Regions from separate parts of the Homo sapiens genome. Here region 2 is linked to region 1. A link is an interaction called in ENCODE POLR2A ChIA-PET data of the cell type or tissue named here. Cell type or tissue: endothelial cell of umbilical vein. All regions are shown on one strand. Links, peaks and the distances in the headings refer to the core of each region. The heading gives the core; the rest is flanking DNA.

What was found. ChIA-PET counts read pairs that join two places held together with the same protein. Peaks named below come from ENCODE experiments on the same cell type or tissue, not always from the same donor. Only the 100,000 strongest peaks of a DNase experiment are listed, where the experiment ranks them.
Region 2: POLR2A ChIA-PET joins it to region 1 with 10 read pairs; 4 of 35 experiments call an interaction of 5 or more read pairs at or near these places.

The regions. Positions count from the first base shown.
Region 1 is chr7:131,597,152-131,606,382 of GRCh38, reverse strand. No RefSeq gene overlaps it. Among named protein-coding and RNA genes, the nearest start is that of PODXL, 45 kb to the right of the region's middle. RefSeq lists enhancers at 1-23, 24-879, 880-1,733. In endothelial cell of umbilical vein, for the core only: no CTCF peak of the experiment used is centred there; a DNase peak (open chromatin) is centred at 5,642; H3K27me3 peaks cover 415 bases.
Region 2 is chr7:131,493,071-131,502,301 of GRCh38, reverse strand. MKLN1 (muskelin 1) reads right to left here. Exons shown (of 18, transcript NM_013255.5): 18 at 5,670-9,231. PODXL (podocalyxin like) reads left to right here. Exons shown (of 9, transcript NM_001018111.3): 9 at 1-2,031. Among named protein-coding and RNA genes, the nearest start is that of PODXL, 59 kb to the left of the region's middle. In endothelial cell of umbilical vein, for the core only: no CTCF peak of the experiment used is centred there; no DNase peak of the experiment used is centred there.

The sequences.
Region 1 (9,231 bases), core at 885-8,884:
CAAAGATTATCTATGAGTTGTCATCTTCTGTGCTCTTTCTCATCATCTGAGGGATCCTAGTGACCCTCAAAGAACTCTATGTCCTGCAGAGAAGGGAGAAGAGGTTAGGGTGAAATAAGCTGGCAGAGTGAGGGCCGGCAGACATTTACCCAGGTGGCCAAGGACTCCGGCACATCAAGCATCACTCAGTCTCTTCAAGATATCTTACAGAGAGAATTCTCAGGGCTCTTCCCCTATCTCTTTTTCAATCCTTATGATAGAACAGCAGCTTATTCTTTTTTGTTCAGCCTCCAAAGGAGAAGAACAAAAGAGCCCTGAGTCAAGTGAGTGCTCCTCTTAAAGGGTCCCCGGAAAGTGAACAAGTTTCCACTGCCCCGGCGTAGGTGGGGTGCTTTTGTCTGCTCAACCCCCTCTCCCAGGGGCTGCTCCCACTGGGGACAGGAGTGCAAGAGTGTGCACTGCCTGGTACAAACGTCCCTGCCATGTACCGGCAGAACCACACACAAGGCCCATCAGTCAGCCAGATCACAGAAGTATCTTCTTACATGAAGACAAGTGCATGGGCTGAGTGGGGACATGCCTAATTTCATTTCTCCTCATACAGGCTTTTAGTGAGTGGGCAACTGTCCAAGCCGGGCCCAAAGAAGAAAGTCGCCATTCCCATCCACGGCGCCTGTGGAGCACAGCCAGAGGTGGGGGGAGATGCCGTTTGAAGGAGGCTCTTTGGAAATTCTTCACATTTTTTGGCTTTTGTCTCTGGGCATTGAGATGGAGACCCACATTTTACTCTGTGGAGAGTTCCCAGTCTTCCTTTGCATTCAAAAGGAAGATCCTAGAAGAGAGCTGAAAGAATTCTGAGGCTTTTTCATCTCAATGACCAGTGGAGTCATTTAGGGGGTAGGGGGTCCTACGAGATTTGTTTCACTGCATTTCCCTTTCAGTCTATAGCCCCAGCCCCAGGCCCAGGTCCTAAGTGATGTAAATGTGATGCTCTTTCTGGGAAGAGCAGCTCTCCCAGACTCCCTGGATTCTCGGGTGAATGTGACAGCGAGCCAGGACACCTGGGTTCTGAGGACTCTGCAGGACCTCAGGCAAACCACCGTGAACTTAGAAGCCGCACTTCTCCCGACGTGGAGAAGAGTTTGGCTGCATCCTCTGACTTCGCATCCCGGGAGCAGTGAGGTCACCAATGGTGATAGTCATGGTGTTTTCAGTGTAGGAACATGAATAAGAGGCAGGGACACCATGGATAAGTCCCATCAGGAGGTTAGCCAGAAGCTAACCTCAGCCGGAAATTTCAGATTTCCACATACCTCTCTGTCCAGCAAGCCTTTTGCAGTTGTGAAGGAGGATCTCTGTTACCAATCTGAGATCCCTATCATTTCATTCCCAGATGAATTGCTCATCCCTCTCCCACCAGATGCCACTTTGCATCCAAATCAACAAGCAACCGGTGATTCATAAGCAAATGGGGGAGGAGGGAATCTAGGAGGCTGCCCATGAATACCATCCTTTGACTGTCTCTTCTCACTGTCTTCCTGATTCTGGGACTCCAGATCACCTATACTCTGCAGGACTTATGTCTTCCTTCCATTGTTTTTCTACGACTGAGAAAGGGGTTGCCTGAGCCACCCTGTCCCTTTTGTGACCAAAATAAAGTCTTTATCAAGGGCCCAAAGGAGAGATCTTATAGAAAATGGAGCACATATTTCTTTAACAGTTCTCCAGTACCCTCTCAGCAGCCCCTCTTAGAGATCCTTGTACCTATCATCAGGTTTTGTCCCCACCCACAGAACTGATCCCCCTCCAAGGGGAAAAGCTGGCCTAGGTTGAGGGGCACCAGCCTTTAGTAAATGAATCTGCCAGGGCATCATTAACTTACTGCAGGACCTCAGGGGAATCACTTAGCCTCTCAGCTTCAGCTTTCTCCAGCAAAAAAGGAAAAGGTTGGACTGGAAAACTTCTAAGATTCCTTCCAGACATGGCAGCCTAAGGCTCAAGTGTGAGCTCCACTTTTTTTTTTTTTCTTGCTCTGTCACCCAGGCTGGAGTGCAGTGTCACAATCTTAGCTCACTGCAGCCTCCACTTCCCAGGCTCAAGCAATTCTCCCACCTCAGCCTCCCAGAGCTCCACATCTTACTGCAGGACAACTCATCCATTTTCTTCTTCAGCTGTTCAGGTAGTGGCCCTGCCCCTGAGGCCTGGCTATGGCTGGAACACAGTAAGTATCCAATTCCTTTGCGGCTCAACCCTCCTGTGGGTGGCTACACAGTGCAAACCACAGACAGACAATAGCCATCTCTCTGTACAATGTGGGCCCTGATTAGACTGGCCATTTCTCCAGGCTCTGACCAGTGTCATAGCACTGTAAAGATAACCCTCTCAGGGCCGCTGCCCCAGTGTTCCCTGAGGGGGTTCCTTTCTGACTTCTGGAACCACAGCCTAAACAGATGCTTAGAATTTGTCTGCATTTTGGCAACTTCTCCAAAAGTATTTCTATTGCTTTTTTTGTTTGTTTGTTTGGCTTTTGCTTTTCAAATTTAGAAAACACATTTTCCTATGAAAATGGATTATACTGGCCAGGCGCGGTGGCTCACGCCTGTAATCCCAGCACTTTGGGAGGCCGAGATGGGTGGATCAGCTGAGGTCAGGAGTTTGAGACCAGCCTGGCCAACATGGCAAGACCCTGTCTCTATTAAAAATACAAAAATCATCCGGGCGTGGTGGCACATGCCTGTAGTCCCAGCTACTCGGGAGGCTGAAGCAGGAGATTCGCTTGAACCCGGGAGGCAGAGGTTACAGTGAGCCGAGATCCTGCCACTGCACTCCAGCCTGGGTGACAGAGCAACACTCCATCTCAAAAAAAAAAAAAAAAAAAAAAAAGAGAGAGAGGGAAATAAAATGGATTATACTGATTCAAATTTAGAAAACACAGTTTCCTCTGAAAATGGATTATATTGACTTGTGTCAGCCCCTCCTTTCTTGAGATGAGCCCAGCAACTCCTTTACAATGAAATCCTGATCTTTGGGAAAATGGCCTTTTCCTTTTTGTAGTAGACGGCTTCAGCTTCCCACATCAAGGGACAATGCAATGTTCACTTCCAGTAGCCTGGCTCCACTTGAGCTGCAAGCTCCCTACAGCCCTCTGCTTGCTTGGGTGAATGAGTGTGCCACTGGGTGTGTTGCTTCATATGAGTGTTTATCTCTGTGTCTGAGTCTCTATCTCTCTGGCTCTGTGCTTATCTCCCTGCATGTGGCTCTCTGTGGCTCTCAGAGCCTCTCTCTCTGCCCCGCACTGTTTGTCTAGGCATGTGTTGGCGTGTTTGTCTCTCCATCCGCACAGGTCTCTCTGCGTCTGTACACAGATGCTCCTGTTACTCCAATAGAGTCAGCCCACTTTCCCTTTCCATTCACTGCCAAATTTCAAGTTTTTCTGTAGGTAACCAGTGGTGGCTTGGCCCCCAGGAGCAGCCTCTTTTCTAAACCTGTGCCTTCCCGGGAAGCCTGAGTCAGCACAGCCAAACTCCCTCCAAAACACAAGTCCAATGCCAGGAGGATGTGTGGGTGATGAGCCTTTCACCAAGTCTCCACAGGATGACACAAGAGAGATTTTATCCCATACCCCATCGCACCACAAAAATTCAATCACACGTCCCGGGTAGACGACATGGCTCTCTCATTAGAATTCTTCTGAAAGGGTCGCTTTTTTCGTGTAGTTGACACCGCAAGACCTGGCTCACCTGCAGCCCCCTTTAAAAACACCACCTGCACCATGGGCCCTACGGCAGTTGGGCCACAGCTGATTGGACCAAGGGTGGGCACCTGACCTGGATGCTGCCGCTCTATTGGTTGGCCAGTGTCCAAGAGCTGGTGATTACCTGAGCCAATCAGGTTCTCCTGCAGCCAATGCCCAGGGGGACCCATGTGGTGGTTGGCAGAGAAGCAGAATGGCCCTGGAAGAAAAGCAGAGAATGGCCCTGGAAGGCAAGCAGGGACGGGAGGGATGGAGCTATGAGGCCGCAAAGCAGAGGAGGCTCAGTCCTCTCCCCAGAATGAGAAGCTGCAGGTACAAGGCTGTACAGCCCCAGGCTCTGTCACAGTGCTTCTCTGCACCCCTACCTAGCAGGTGCCACAGGACACATTGGGTTACTGATAAATCCTGTTAAATGGTGCCTGGATGGGTTCCTGAAACACCTTCTTGCATTTTGGGGGCTCAGAAACTGATACCCCAAATTATGGCGAGGCGACATGCCGAACTGTAGAAGCCTCAAGGTCTCTCTGACCTTTCCTCCACCCCCACTGTCTCTCCCAAAGAAGCTGAAGTTCCTTTATGTGCCTGAGATCCAGACAATTGTTTCTTCTTTCCCTCTCTGTAAGACCAAGAATGTAACCACACCTGAACAGACGTTTTCGCTGTCAAAGAGAACTATTTCTGGTTAATCTCTGTTCCCTGATCCATTCATTCTCCCCAGTAATCCCCCCAACAAAATTCCTGTTCTCCCCCGTCCATAACCTGTTTTGCCAGGTTGGAATACAAGCTTTTGAACCTCACTGGGCGAGGGGGGTCTTCAAGCTGCGGGCTCGTGTGTCTATATGTTAAATAAATGTGTATGTCTTTTCTCCTGTTAATCTGCCTCATGTCAGTGATTTTCAGGAAACCTTCATAGGGCCAAGGGGAAAGCTCTTCCTTGACCCCTAAACCCTCAAATCACATCCATCCTCCAAAAGGCCAGCACTTGGCTCATTTCTGCTCTTCCTGCTTGGGTGAATTTCCCTGGATCGCTGGGAAGCCAGCCCTCAATAGCCAATAGCCCTGTTGGCTATTTTCTTTTTTTTCTTGTTTTTTTTGTTTTTGTTTTTTTTTTTTTTTTGAGACGGAGTTTCGCTCTTGTTGCCCAGGCTGGAGTGCAATGGTGTGATCTTGGCTCACTGCAACCTCCGCCTCCTAGGTTCAAGAGATTCTCCTGCCTCAGCCTCCCAAGTAGCTGAGCTTACAGTCATGCACCACCATGCCTGGCTAATTTTGTATTTTTAGTAGAGACGGGGTTGAGAAACACCGTTGGTCAGGCTGGTCTCGAACTCCCGACCTCAGGTGATCCTCCCGCCTTGGTCTCCCAAAGTGCTGGGATTACAGGCACAAGCCGCTGTGCCCGGCCTGTTGCCTATTTTCATGTGTTATACGTACAGGTTAGGTGTGCTGCTCGGTGGGGTGTCTGGTACCCTTCCTTGAATTACAGTCTGTGTAACTGAGGCCCTGAGGGAAGTTTGGGTCAATTCCCCATGTACAGATTTGAGGTTGGGGTAAACATGGCTGAGAGGCTTTCCTCTCCCATCATGTCCTTCTCATACCATGGCGTGAGGACAGTTCTTCCCCTAGTACCCAGTCGAGAAATCCTGGATCTCTTTGTCTTTGAATAGCATGGACCATCCACAGAGCACCTGCTACCTTGTTGGGTCCCATGAGTTCCCTCCACCCAATGTGCTCCACTCTGGCTGGGCCATACGGTTAAAGGGGAGTGAAGCTGGAGAAGAATGTGTGGATGTTGAGGCTTTCATCTCTTAAACAAATAGCAAATTCCTCTGGGCTGCCTGTGCTGGAATTAAACAATGATGTGTTCAGGGAGGCTCTAAGGCGTTCCCTTAGCAACGCCCAGGCTGTTTTCAGGCAAGATCTAGTTAAAGAGGAAAGAGAACAAAAATAATAAAGGGACGGGTCTGGATGGAGTCCAGGAATGGGGGTCTTTTGGCTGAATGTGTGTGTTTTGTGTTCTGATGTGTTTGCAGTCCTCCTTTATGCTAAATTTCCTCTCGCCTTCCCTGGTACGTCCCACTGTTGACGAGGTGGGCTCACTGGAATACTAATGGCGGCTAAGAAGAACATACGCTATGCAGGGGGACGGGTTAGGTAGGGAAAGATGTCACAGCTGGGACTACCTAAGGGAGAAGTGACACATGTGAAACCTGCTAGGCTGGCTCTTGCTACCATAAAGGTCATGGGAGGAAGAGGGTGAGTGGCCAGGCTCCTCAAAGGTGCTTGGGCCTTAGGCAGGGCAGAGGCCTGTATGGTAGAAATCCATCAGACCCTACTCAGAGTGTGTTCTGTGGCCAGCAGCAAAGGCATCCCCTGGCAGCTTGACAGCAATGCAGAATGTCAGGCCACCCCAAGCACGCTGAAGCAGGGTCTGTATTTTGACAAGACACCCAGGTGATGAATGTATGCCTATAGTTGGAGAAGCACTGATCAGAACCCTTTCTCTGTCTCTCCCAGGATTCTGCAAATCATTTTGTTTGTTTGTTTGAGACAGTCTGGCTCTGTCACCCAGGTAGCTGTGCAGTGGCTCAATCTCTGCTACCTGCAACCTCCGCCTCCCAGGTTCAAGTGATTCTTGTGCCTCAACCACGCAGGTAGCTGGGATTACATGTGTGCACCACCACTCCCAGGTACTTTTTTGTATTTTTAGTAGAGATGGGGTTTCGCCATGTTGACCAGACTGGTCTTGAACTCCTGGCCTCAAGGGATCTGCCTGCCTCGGCCTCCCAAAGTGCTGGGATTACAGACGTGAGCCACTGCACCTGGGCGGATCCTGCAAATCTATCACCACCTTTCTAGAGTCAAAGTGGACTACTAAAGCAAGGCGGCAACTCCACATAAAACCAAGCAGATTCGGTTTGCTGACTGATAATGCAGTTTTCGGGTGTGTGTGTGTGTGTGTGTGTGTGTGTGTGTGTGTGTGTGTGTGTGTGTTGAGACAGGTCTCACTCTATCAGCTATCACCCAGACTGGAGTGCAGTGGCACAATCTCAGCTCACTGCAACCTTCACCTCCTGGGTTCAACCAGTTATCCCACCTCAGCCTCTGGAGTAGCTGGGATTATAGGCTCACGCCAACATGCCCAACTAATTTTTTTTTTTGAGATGGAGTTTCACTCTTGTTACCCAGGCTGGAGTACAGTGGCGTGATCTCAGCTCACTGCAACCTCCACCTCATGGGTTCCAGCGATTCTCCTGCCTCAGCCTCCTGAAGTAGCTGGGATTACAGGTGCCCATCACCACTCCCAGCTAATTTTTTTGTAATTTTTACTTGAGACGGGTTTTCACCATGTTGGCCAGGCTGCTCTTGAACTCCTGACCTCAGGTGATCCACCTGCCTCGGCATCCCAAAATGCTGGGATTACAGGCGTGAGCCACCACATCTGGCCAATTTTTGTATTTTTAATAGAGACAGGGTTTCACCATGTTGGCCAGGCTAGTCTCGAACTCCTGACCTCAAGTGATCAGTCCACCTCGGCCTCCCAAAGTGCTGGGATTACAGGCGTGAGCCACTGCACCTGGCCTTGGTGTGTTTTTTAACATTGATTTTCTGTGATGATGATGAGAAAGATGGTGCTGATGATGAAGATGACATGGGTTGAATTGTGCCCCCTGCAAAAGATATGTTCAAGCCCTAACCCCTGGGACCTGCAAATGTGACTTTATTTGGAAATAGGATCTTTGTGGATGTAATCAGATCATTACGGTGGACATCATCCAATAACTGATGTCCTTATAAGAAGCAAGAGAGCTGGGCGTGGTGGCTCACACCTGTAGTCCCAGCACTTTGGGAGGCCGAGGCGGGCAGATCACGAGGTCAGGAGATTGAGACCACCCTGGTTAACATGGTGAAGCCCCATCTCTACTAAAAATACAAAAAATTAGCCAGGCATGGTGGCACATGCCTGTAATCCCAGCTACTCAAGAGGCTGAGGCAGGAGAATCTCTTGAACCTAGGAGGTGGAGGTTGCAGTGAGCCGAGATCACGCCACTGCACACCAGCCTGGGCAACAGAGTGAGACTCCGTCTCAAAAAAAAAAAAAAAAGAAGAAGCAAGAGATTTGGACACAGACACACAGGGAGAATGCCATGTGATGATGGGGGCAGAGACTGAGTGACAGTGTCACAGCCAAACAGCAAAGGAATGTCAGGGATTGATGACAGCTGCCAGAAACTAGGAGACAGGAATGGAACAGATTCTCTCTCAGATTTCCCAAGAAGGAACCAACCCTGCCAACACCTCAGTTTCAGACTTCTGGCCTCCAAAACTGTGGGACAATAAATTTCTGTTCTTTGAAGCCACCCAGCTTACAGTTCTTTGTTCTGGCAATCCTAACAAACTAATAGATACTTTCCTCTCTTAAAGCAATTTTACATGCATTTTCTTGTGAAAGCAGAGGCAGAGAAGCATTTTAATATTTTACATACAAGAAAGCCCCTTTAGCTGGGCATGGCAGCTCAGCCTGTAATCCCAGCTATTCAGGAGGCTGAGGTGGGAGGATTGCTTGAGCCCAGGAGTTTGAGGCTGCAGTGAGCTATGATCACACCAATGCACTCCAGCCTAGGTGACAGAGTGAGACCCTGTCTCAAAAAAATAAATAAATTCTTTTTTTTTTTTTTTTTGAGATGGAGTCTCGCTCTGTCACCCAGGCTGGAGTGCATCAGCATGATCTCGGCTCACTGCGAGCTCCGCCTCCTGGGTTCACGCCATTCTCCTGCCTCAGCCTTCGGAGTAACTGGGACTACAGGCGCCCGCCACCTCGCCCGGCTAATTTTTTTTTTTATTTTTAGTAGAGACGGGGTTTCACAGTGTTACCCAGGATGCTCTCGATCTCCTGACCTCGTGGTCCGCCCGCCTCGGCCTCCCAAAGTGCTGGGATTACAGGCATGAGTCACTGCGCCCGGCCCAAAAAAATAAATAAATTCTTAAAGAAAGCTGCTTTAGGCCGGGAGCAGTGGCTCAAGCCTATAATCCCAGCACTTTGGGAGGCTGAGGCGGGCGGATCACGAGGTCAGAAGTTCGAGACCAGCCTGGCCAACATAGTGAAACCCCATCTCTACTAAAAATACAAAAAATTAGCTGGGTAAGGTGGTATGAGCCTGTAATCCCAGCTACTCGGGAGGCTGAGGCAGGAGAATTGTGTGAACCCGGGAGGTGGAGGTTGCAGTGAGCCGAGATCGCGCCACTGCACTCCATCCAGGCTGGGCAACAGTGTGAGACACCGTCTCAAAAAAAAAAAAAAAAAAAAGAAAGCTGCTTTATTACTCTGAGAAGTCACAAAGTAACGGTCCTAAGGCCACAGAGTGGGGAAATCATGAAGATGGGCCTGTGCAGAGAAGCTCACACTCTGGGGATGTGGGCCTGCTGGCTGGCCTATGCATCTGACCCTCGGCAGCTGCCCCAGACCTGAGACCACCAAG
Region 2 (9,231 bases), core at 731-8,730, 100 kb after region 1:
ACAGTGCCTGTTTGGGGGAAAACAGGAAATCTTGTTAGGCTTGAGTGAGGTGTTTGCTTCCTTCTTGCCCAGCGCTGGGTTCTCTCCACCCAGTAGGTTTTCTGTTGTGGTCCCGTGGGAGAGGCCAGACTGGATTATTCCTCCTTTGCTGATCCTGGGTCACACTTCACCAGCCAGGGCTTTTGACGGAGACAGCAAATAGGCCTCTGCAAATCAATCAAAGGCTGCAACCCTATGGCCTCTTGGAGACAGATGATGACTGGCAAGGACTAGAGAGCAGGAGTGCCTGGCCAGGTCGGTCCTGACTCTCCTGACTCTCCATCGCTCTGTCCAAGGAGAACCCGGAGAGGCTCTGGGCTGATTCAGAGGTTACTGCTTTATATTCGTCCAAACTGTGTTAGTCTAGGCTTAGGACAGCTTCAGAATCTGACACCTTGCCTTGCTCTTGCCACCAGGACACCTATGTCAACAGGCCAAACAGCCATGCATCTATAAAGGTCATCATCTTCTGCCACCTTTACTGGGTTCTAAATGCTCTCTGATAATTCAGAGAGCATTGGGTCTGGGAAGAGGTAAGAGGAACACTAGAAGCTCAGCATGACTTAAACAGGTTGTAGCAAAGACAGTTTATCATCAGCTCTTTCAGTGGTAAACTGTGGTTTCCCCAAGCTGCACAGGAGGCCAGAAACCACAAGTATGATGACTAGGAAGCCTACTGTCATGAGAGTGGGGAGACAGGCAGCAAAGCTTATGAAGGAGGTACAGAATATTCTTTGCGTTGTAAGACAGAATACGGGTTTAATCTAGTCTAGGCACCAGATTTTTTTCCCGCTTGATAAGGAAAGCTAGCAGAAAGTTTATTTAAACCACTTCTTGAGCTTTATCTTTTTTGACAATATACTGGAGAAACTTTGAAGAACAAGTTCAAACTGATACATATACACATATTTTTTTGATAATGTAAATACAGTGACCATGTTAACCTACCCTGCACTGCTTTAAGTGAACATACTTTGAAAAAGCATTATGTTAGCTGAGTGATGGCCAAGTTTTTTCTCTGGACAGGAATGTAAATGTCTTACTGGAAATGACAAGTTTTTGCTTGATTTTTTTTTTTAAACAAAAAATGAAATATAACAAGACAAACTTATGATAAAGTATTTGTCTTGTAGATCAGGTGTTTTGTTTTGTTTTTTTAATTTTAAAATGCAACCCTGCCCCCTCCCCAGCAAAGTCACAGCTCCATTTCAGTAAAGGTTGGAGTCAATATGCTCTGGTTGGCAGGCAACCCTGTAGTCATGGAGAAAGGTATTTCAAGATCTAGTCCAATCTTTTTCTAGAGAAAAAGATAATCTGAAGCTCACAAAGATGAAGTGACTTCCTCAAAATCACATGGTTCAGGACAGAAACAAGATTAAAACCTGGATCCACAGACTGTGCGCCTCAGAAGGAATAATCGGTAAATTAAGAATTGCTACTCGAAGGTGCCAGAATGACACAAAGGACAGAATTCCTTTCCCAGTTGTTACCCTAGCAAGGCTAGGGAGGGCATGAACACAAACATAAGAACTGGTCTTCTACACTTTCTCTGAATCATTTAGGTTTAAGATGTAAGTGAACAATTCTTTCTTTCTGCCAAGAAACAAAGTTTTGGATGAGCTTTTATATATGGAACTTACTCCAACAGGACTGAGGGACCAAGGAAACATGATGGGGGAGGCAGAGAGGGCAAGAGTAAAACTGTAGCATAGCTTTTGTCACGGTCACTAGCTGATCCCTCAGGTCTGCTGCAAACACAGCATGGAGGACACAGATGACTCTTTGGTGTTGGTCTTTTTGTCTGCAGTGAATGTTCAACAGTTTGCCCAGGAACTGGGGGATCATATATGTCTTAGTGGACAGGGGTCTGAAGTACACTGGAATTTACTGAGAAACTTGTTTGTAAAAACTATAGTTAATAATTATTGCATTTTCTTACAAAAATATATTTTGGAAAATTGTATACTGTCAATTAAAGTGTTTTTGTGTAAACTGGTTCAAGCTCTAGTAGTTTCCTCGGACTTCTTAAAGCCTTCACTTGTGTATGAGGCTCATCGCCAAAGTGCCTGAGAATGTCGGCTCACACCCGTAGCACAGGAGCCTCCGTGCTGAGTTACACTTGTCCAACTCTGCAGGCAAAGAAATTAGGCAAGAGAAGGAGAGAAACCGGAAGAAAAAAAAAGGGGGATCCTAAAGGTGGTTATGAGTCTTTATGTTACTCAAGCTATCCTAGTGACTCTAAAGAACCTCACTTTCCCCTAAGATGACGTTGTATGTTTCGCTGTCTTCCTTCCCTCTACTTCTGCCTCAGATACATTGTGAATCACCACTATCAGAAATCCCCAAGAGGGCTGCTGAACATTGATCAGGTATGAAAACACTGGCAAAGAGACTATATATATACATATATATGTGTGTGTGTGTGTGTGTGTGTGTGTGTGTATGTATATATATATATATATATATATATATATATATATATGTAAAAACAAAGCTCTGTTCTGGCCCTGTTTCTGCCATAAAAGGATCTGTTTACTGCCACAAGAGGCTTCTGCCTATCCCTCCTCCAGGTCTGCAGTGAAGATAGATAGCGGTTTAAGGAAGGAATCACTGGAGATGATTCTTTCTTCATCTCCTAGTGTGGTATTATCCACAGCTGCATGCTTCTTCATCGGAAGGGGTAAACTTCATCATTCCAAACTTGCAGAAGGGAAACTGTCAGGTAGAACTGGTCCATAATCTTAGTTGCTAGACAACAATCTTGTCTACTTGCCTAGCATCTTACCATTTACAAACCATTTTATAGGAAACCTATAGGTTTACAAACCTATCTTATAGGAATTGTCCCCACTAGGGAAATTAGATGCAGGAGTTAAGTATTCTCTTTGAGATTGATCACACAACCATTTAAATGGCAGCATGGGCCTTGATTCTCTTTTTGCTCTTTAGTCCTACACTCTTTTCTCAGTATCACGTTAATGCCAGAGTTCCAACAACAGCAAAATACATTTCTAGAATGCAACTACTGTTACAACATGATTTTCCTTCCATGAAAGTTGTTGTGAAAAGCAGTTAAACCCTGAAGAGAGGTCTAGAGTTGGGCCCGGGTAATTTTGAGGTTAGCTTCGAGAGGGTGCCAAGGATACAGAAAGGAGTCCAAGTACAAGGAACTCACACAGGACCCTGGCCATGGTCGAGGTGCACTGTTCTAAGAGTGACCCACAGCTTATTGTGGGCCACAAGTTAGACCTAAGATCCCATTCTCTTTCTGAGTAGGTCATTCACCCTGATCCCTGCCTGCCAACCAAGACACACGCTCAGTTGTCAATTTAAATGTGTTATGCTCATTTGTCACTCAGAACCTTCCCTATAAGCTCCCTCCCAAATCACAGATTTCTTCTGTACCACAAGGGAAAAAAGTAAATAAAGAATAGAACTGGCTACATAATTAACACTAGTGATAAACACTGAGATATCTATTGCTTTCAAAGACCTTGGTGGGGAATGGTGGCTTATGCCTTTAATCCCAGCACTTTAGGAGGTCAAAGTGGGAGGATAGCTTGAGCTCAGGAATTCGAGGCCAGCCTGGGCAACACAGCCAGATCCCATCTTTACATTTTTTTTTTTTAAATTAGCCAGTTTTGCTGGCACATGCCTGTAGTCCTAGCTACTCAGGATGCTAAGGCAGGATCACTTGAGCCCAGGAGTTGGCGGCTGCAGTAAGCTATGATCACACCACTACACTCCAGCCTGCATGACACAGTGAGACCCTGTCCTAAAAAGAAAATCAATAGGATCCTAGCCAACAAGATCTGCTGCCAGTATTTACTTCACAGAAGAAATGAGGCAGAGAAGTTGTGCAATATTATGCAGAAGTCATTGGTCATCAGGAAATGAAAGCCAGGATTCCCAATTCCTCCTGGACTCTCCATTCTATGTCCCAAGTTTAGAGGGCAGCTGTACAATGCTGCTATGTACATCGCCAAGGGTCCTAACCACCTCTCGGGGTTTGCCAACCATTAAAACTTACGAACGTAGTGCTAGGCAGGCTACTTCTACGTAGTTTCTCCTTATTACAGTTTCTCCTATATTAAGAATCTCTCTGGCAAGGATATGATTGACGGCTGCTGCTTTTGCTGGGTGAAAGCCCACAGGAAAAAAGTCCCCGTAAGACAATAGTGAAGCTGTAGAGTAAGGATGGTGGCATCATCCTCTGCTGCCCCAACTGCCCTATGCCCCAGAAAGCCCAAGTCTCCAGTCCCCTCTTCCTTTTCTCTAAGAATGTAAAAGGCAAAGGAAGATGTAGCATACGTGGTGCTAAAGAAGGAATGTCATCAACCAGGATTTTGACTTACGCCAGAACTGTACAAGCCTCAGATGGTCTTTCCAGTCATATTAATACCTTCAGAATCTGAACAGTTAGTGATAAACCAATGTTGCCTTCATTTACAGGGAAAATAACCCCCCCCACGCCCCCCCCCTCCCCGTTTCTAGGGACTCTGCAGTCGTCATTTATATGAGAAGTTACAGGAGCATGGGCACACAGCCATTTCCCTATTAGATGCTCGGTCATCTTCCTTTGGCGGCAGAAGCTCCTAACGCAGCAACTTCCAAGCTCTGTAGTACAGTCTCCACATGTGCTTGACCTGGGAGCAGCTGGCTCTCATCTGTGTTTAGGGCCAAGCCTTCTTTACTTACTGCTGTCTTCCCACCAGAAGGTAGTGACAAATATATCAAGGGTAGTGTCCTGCATTTTGATCCTTTTGAGTTAATTCTCTGGAGGACTGACCAAGGAAAGGCCGATTCCTTACCTTATCACTGCACCTCATGCTTTCCTGTTTTGAGAACACAAAGAAACGTTACTTAAGGGCCACACTCAAAGGACACCCTAGAAATGAAAGCTCTGCAGTAAGGTTTGGATTATTCAATTTGTAAACTGAGAAAGCATGATCCCTGTTTGGAATAAAATCAGCTGACAATTCACTCCAGAATGCATGATCACAAAGCCACGATGTAAAGCAGACCAGGAGGTGGAAAGGGCAGAGAGGGGATCTCATTACTAAGAGTCCCACCACTCGGCCCCAGTGACCCAGGACTTTTATCTGGCATATTTCTCAGCTTAGTTTTTTCAAGATTTGGCCCATAAAGTGTCTTTCCCCTTTAATGGGGACAGGGATCCAGAATTTTCCCAAACTGCAACACTTCTAGGTTCTCTCCCTTTACTATCTTTTCTACAGTGAATTTTCCATTTCAGTTCAGTCTTTCCTTCTAGTTCCAGCCTGTACAAGCATATCCCCTTTAAAGAGGAACATAAGTCCAAGTGGACAAAGCAAATAAAATAAGGGTGGTCATTAACAGTAGATAGAAGAACATTTCATGAAATAATTTACCAGTGGTCTTTAAATAAGTGGAAGCCTCCCCGCAGAAACTTTGTGAGCATGGCCGGTACTTGTTCATCTGAGCACCGTCTCAAAGGAAAACACCCAAAGGCCCTTCGAAAGCGTATCACTTTCCTTTTGGAAGCCTAAATAAAACTCACCTTTCTGGGGGAAAAAACACAACTGTAAAGTACAAAAACATTTTAAAAGTTCACTTCAAAAGTAGTTTGAGCAAATACAAGAGATATCTTGTAGCATCCATATATAACATTTTATTAAGAAAATGAACAAAATACATTCTTTCTCCATATGTACATTACATACAACATAATTCTACAATTGCCATTTTTAGCAGATCACTCATTTATTTATTCACAAAGTAGAATTAACACATTTACCAAAGCTGGGATCTGAAAATTATTTGTACTATAAGAAAAAAAAAATCCTAAAAAGTCCATACAGATTGGATAAAAGATAAGCCAGAGATCATGAGGGGAATGGGGAAGATTGCAGAACACGACAGAGCCCAACAATGATTTGAAACAATTGATGTCAGAAGAGATCTGATACCCATAAAGCACTTCTGTTTAAAAGCTCCAACCAGCTCATGCCAGCTTTCCAGAGTCCCATGATTTCCATTTAAGACCATGTGGATACTTTAGGATACGGCCCTGACCCCACATTGCCACAGAAGAGGGGGTAAGAGTAGAACCAAACAAGTTAGCGGTTTTCTCCACACATTGAGTCTCATCTGAAATACTACTGAGGTGCAAAATGTGTGAATCTCAGCTAATGTGCACAGAAATACAATTTTTTTTGAGAGACATTTGCTTAAACGTGGTAAAGAACTCTTGTTTTATGGACTCCTTGCTTCATGTTCATTTTGTCTGTTTTTCTTTTGGCTTTTGACAATAGCTCATCCTTTTTGAGTGTGAGTTTAATTATGGCCATATTAAAAAGTCCATCATAAACAAAGACTCCTCCTCATGGTATGAATATGCTCCATATGCCCATAATGGTGCATAACGGACTTAGAAATTCCAATGAGTCTTAGGGTTGAAATTTCCAATGACCTGAGCAAGGCAGCTCCCTATAGCTTCTGGATAACATTTTACACCCAGAGTTCAGGCTTAAACAGACCTATCAACACAATTATTTTCGGATTGTCTGTCTAGAAAACGGCAATGCTCAAAGGAATATAAATAAGGGTGGGGGGACATATGCTTCCAGCCTGGTCCTTTCTCCATGTGGTAAAAAACAATGGAATGGCTGTGTTAATTTTTTTTTTAATCTTTTCTGGCCTTTACTATGTTTGGTAATGGAAATAAGTCAGGGAAAACAAAATGAACAGGTCTCATCACTTAATTAATACTGGTTTTTCTTCTTTATACTTAGTAATTTCCTAGTTTTTTAAATGATAAACCTATTTTGACAATCACTAACATCAATACATTTTATCGTAAGTCCCATATAAGATATTTAACATTCTCCAACTTTCGGCTCAGCTGGTTACAGCACCACATTTCCAGTCCAGGAGATGTTTTCACAAACAGAAGGAGCGATTCACAGCATTAATAAGCAGACTTGGAAAGACAGATTTTATTGGCTATGGAGGAAGTTGTATCTTTCTTCTCAATCTAATTTTCAGTCCAATTTTGGTTTTGAGAATCTATCTCTATCAGAGGGGATCTTAATTTCTGACTACTGAGTACTTCCAATTTATAAAAGAGCTGACTTTTAAAAAATTCTAACATCTTTCCCAAACTGTTTAGAAATATGCCATATTTGAAAGACGGAATACTGTTTGTTCCCAAGACCAACACAAGAAAAGGAGGTCCTCATCTTCGCTTTCCTGTACTCTTCCTCTGAGGCTAATAACTCAACTGTACATAGCTTTTGGAGTGGGAGCAAGATAAGAATCTCTTTAAAAAGAGCATTTTAAAAATGTATGTGTATGTGTATGTATGTATATTTATAAAGTATGTACGCATAAAGGAATCTGTTCACAGGAAAATGTTACATTATTTTCAACTCTAAATTATGCAGAAGACTATACAAAGTAGTTAATTAATACTATACTATCTACTTTCTTTTCAAAAGACATTTCACACAAATCCAAAAAGTAAGCCGGCTTAAAGAATAAGACAATCATAACACCTCTTGCCCAGGCTAATTGTAATGCTTAGGAAAGGAAGTCCACTTTTATTTTTCTGAACGGATGATTTGTAAGTAAGGAAGAAAATTGTTTACAATTGATCAGTCACCAAAATAATTTTTTTTTCTGGGAAAGGAAAAAAAATCCCAAGAAAAAGATCAGTACATGACTCTTTAATAAATTTATCTTCCCCCACGGAAGACTACTCCTAAGTAACCTTTTGGACTTTGATATCTTATTAAATTTGGGAGTGAGTTGATAATTACTTGGTATTATTTATAACTTGGTATTATTTGAGGCAACACACTACAGCTGTCACTTGCAAACACCTGATGGCATGGCTCTAATGGTGTAGGATCCTCTCCTTTGTTGTAACTGAATTTATAAAGATTTATAAAGCTCTGCCAGTTGCAATGGGATTGGGATTTATTCTACACGCCTCCTCTAATTTAATCAATCACTTTACAGATGTGGAGGAAACCTAAATAAAAAACCAAAATTATGAAATACTTCTAATGCCAAACCCAGATCTCATTATTGCTTGGCAAAGCAGAATTAACAGAGACCCTTGGGATGACATATAATTAATTTAAGGCAAGGAAACTAGTATCAGTTCAATTCTGTGTTACAAGTTATACATGAAATGACAATTTTCCTCCTATGTTAAAGGGCTAGAAAATAAAACCAACCAAATGACATGAGCTAAACTGTAACAAAGGCTTTCTTGAGATTTGTTAACAACGGAGAAATAAAGCTCAAAATTGGCTTTTTGAGTGGCTCCTTATTCATGCACACAGGCTTGTTCAGTATATCACACAGTGTTTCTTCTTCCTGCCAATTAATTTGGCATTCATTAAGTAATGAATGAAACTGAAGAATGATGATCTCCTCAGGCTTTGTGTGGCAGACAGCTCAGATATCTGAGCTAACTGCTGTGACTGCTAGCATCCCAGATGGTACAGAGCTATGTTGCAGCAAGAGCTTAAACTCAGTGAATAAGCAAGGGAGCCCCCAAACTGCATGTTGAAATGTTTTATGGCTGGTTTTCCTGCTGGATCCTTAACAAGGAACTGGTTGTATGTAAGAAGCTGCTCACCTAGTTTAAGATCTAGAGCCCATTAACACTGGATTTTCTGTTTTAAGATCTCAAACAGTTATTTGGAAGAAGGGAAATGCTACTTCCCAAGAAATGCTACTTCCCAAAGACTATTCAGAATTACTGAATATTCTAGAAGCATGAGCTTTGAGGCCTTTTGGTAGTCTTCTTCCCAGCATCTCATTAACAAAATTATTTTAGGGTTAGAAATGAAGAAATTTATTTTTCCTTTCGATTTGTGGACCTCTAAAATCCATAAGCAAAAAGCTCCTATTTTTCCTTCTCTAACATACCCTCATTGTCTTCTCTAGCTCGTTCCTGAAGTTTAATACTTCCAAGTCAAAATGCCTTAGATAAGCAAAATAGGACTTTGCACACAAATGTTTAATAGTTCACTGAGGCTGTCTGAAAAGCAGATAAAAAGGAAGACATTATTTTATAATTAAAAGTGATACCTTAGAACTGGTCCAATTCCCTACCAAACATTTCCCCTTTTTTGCCATTGATCCTACAGCTTTCAGACAACATTCATGTTAAATTCTGTTTTCCAGCAAGCTCAGCAG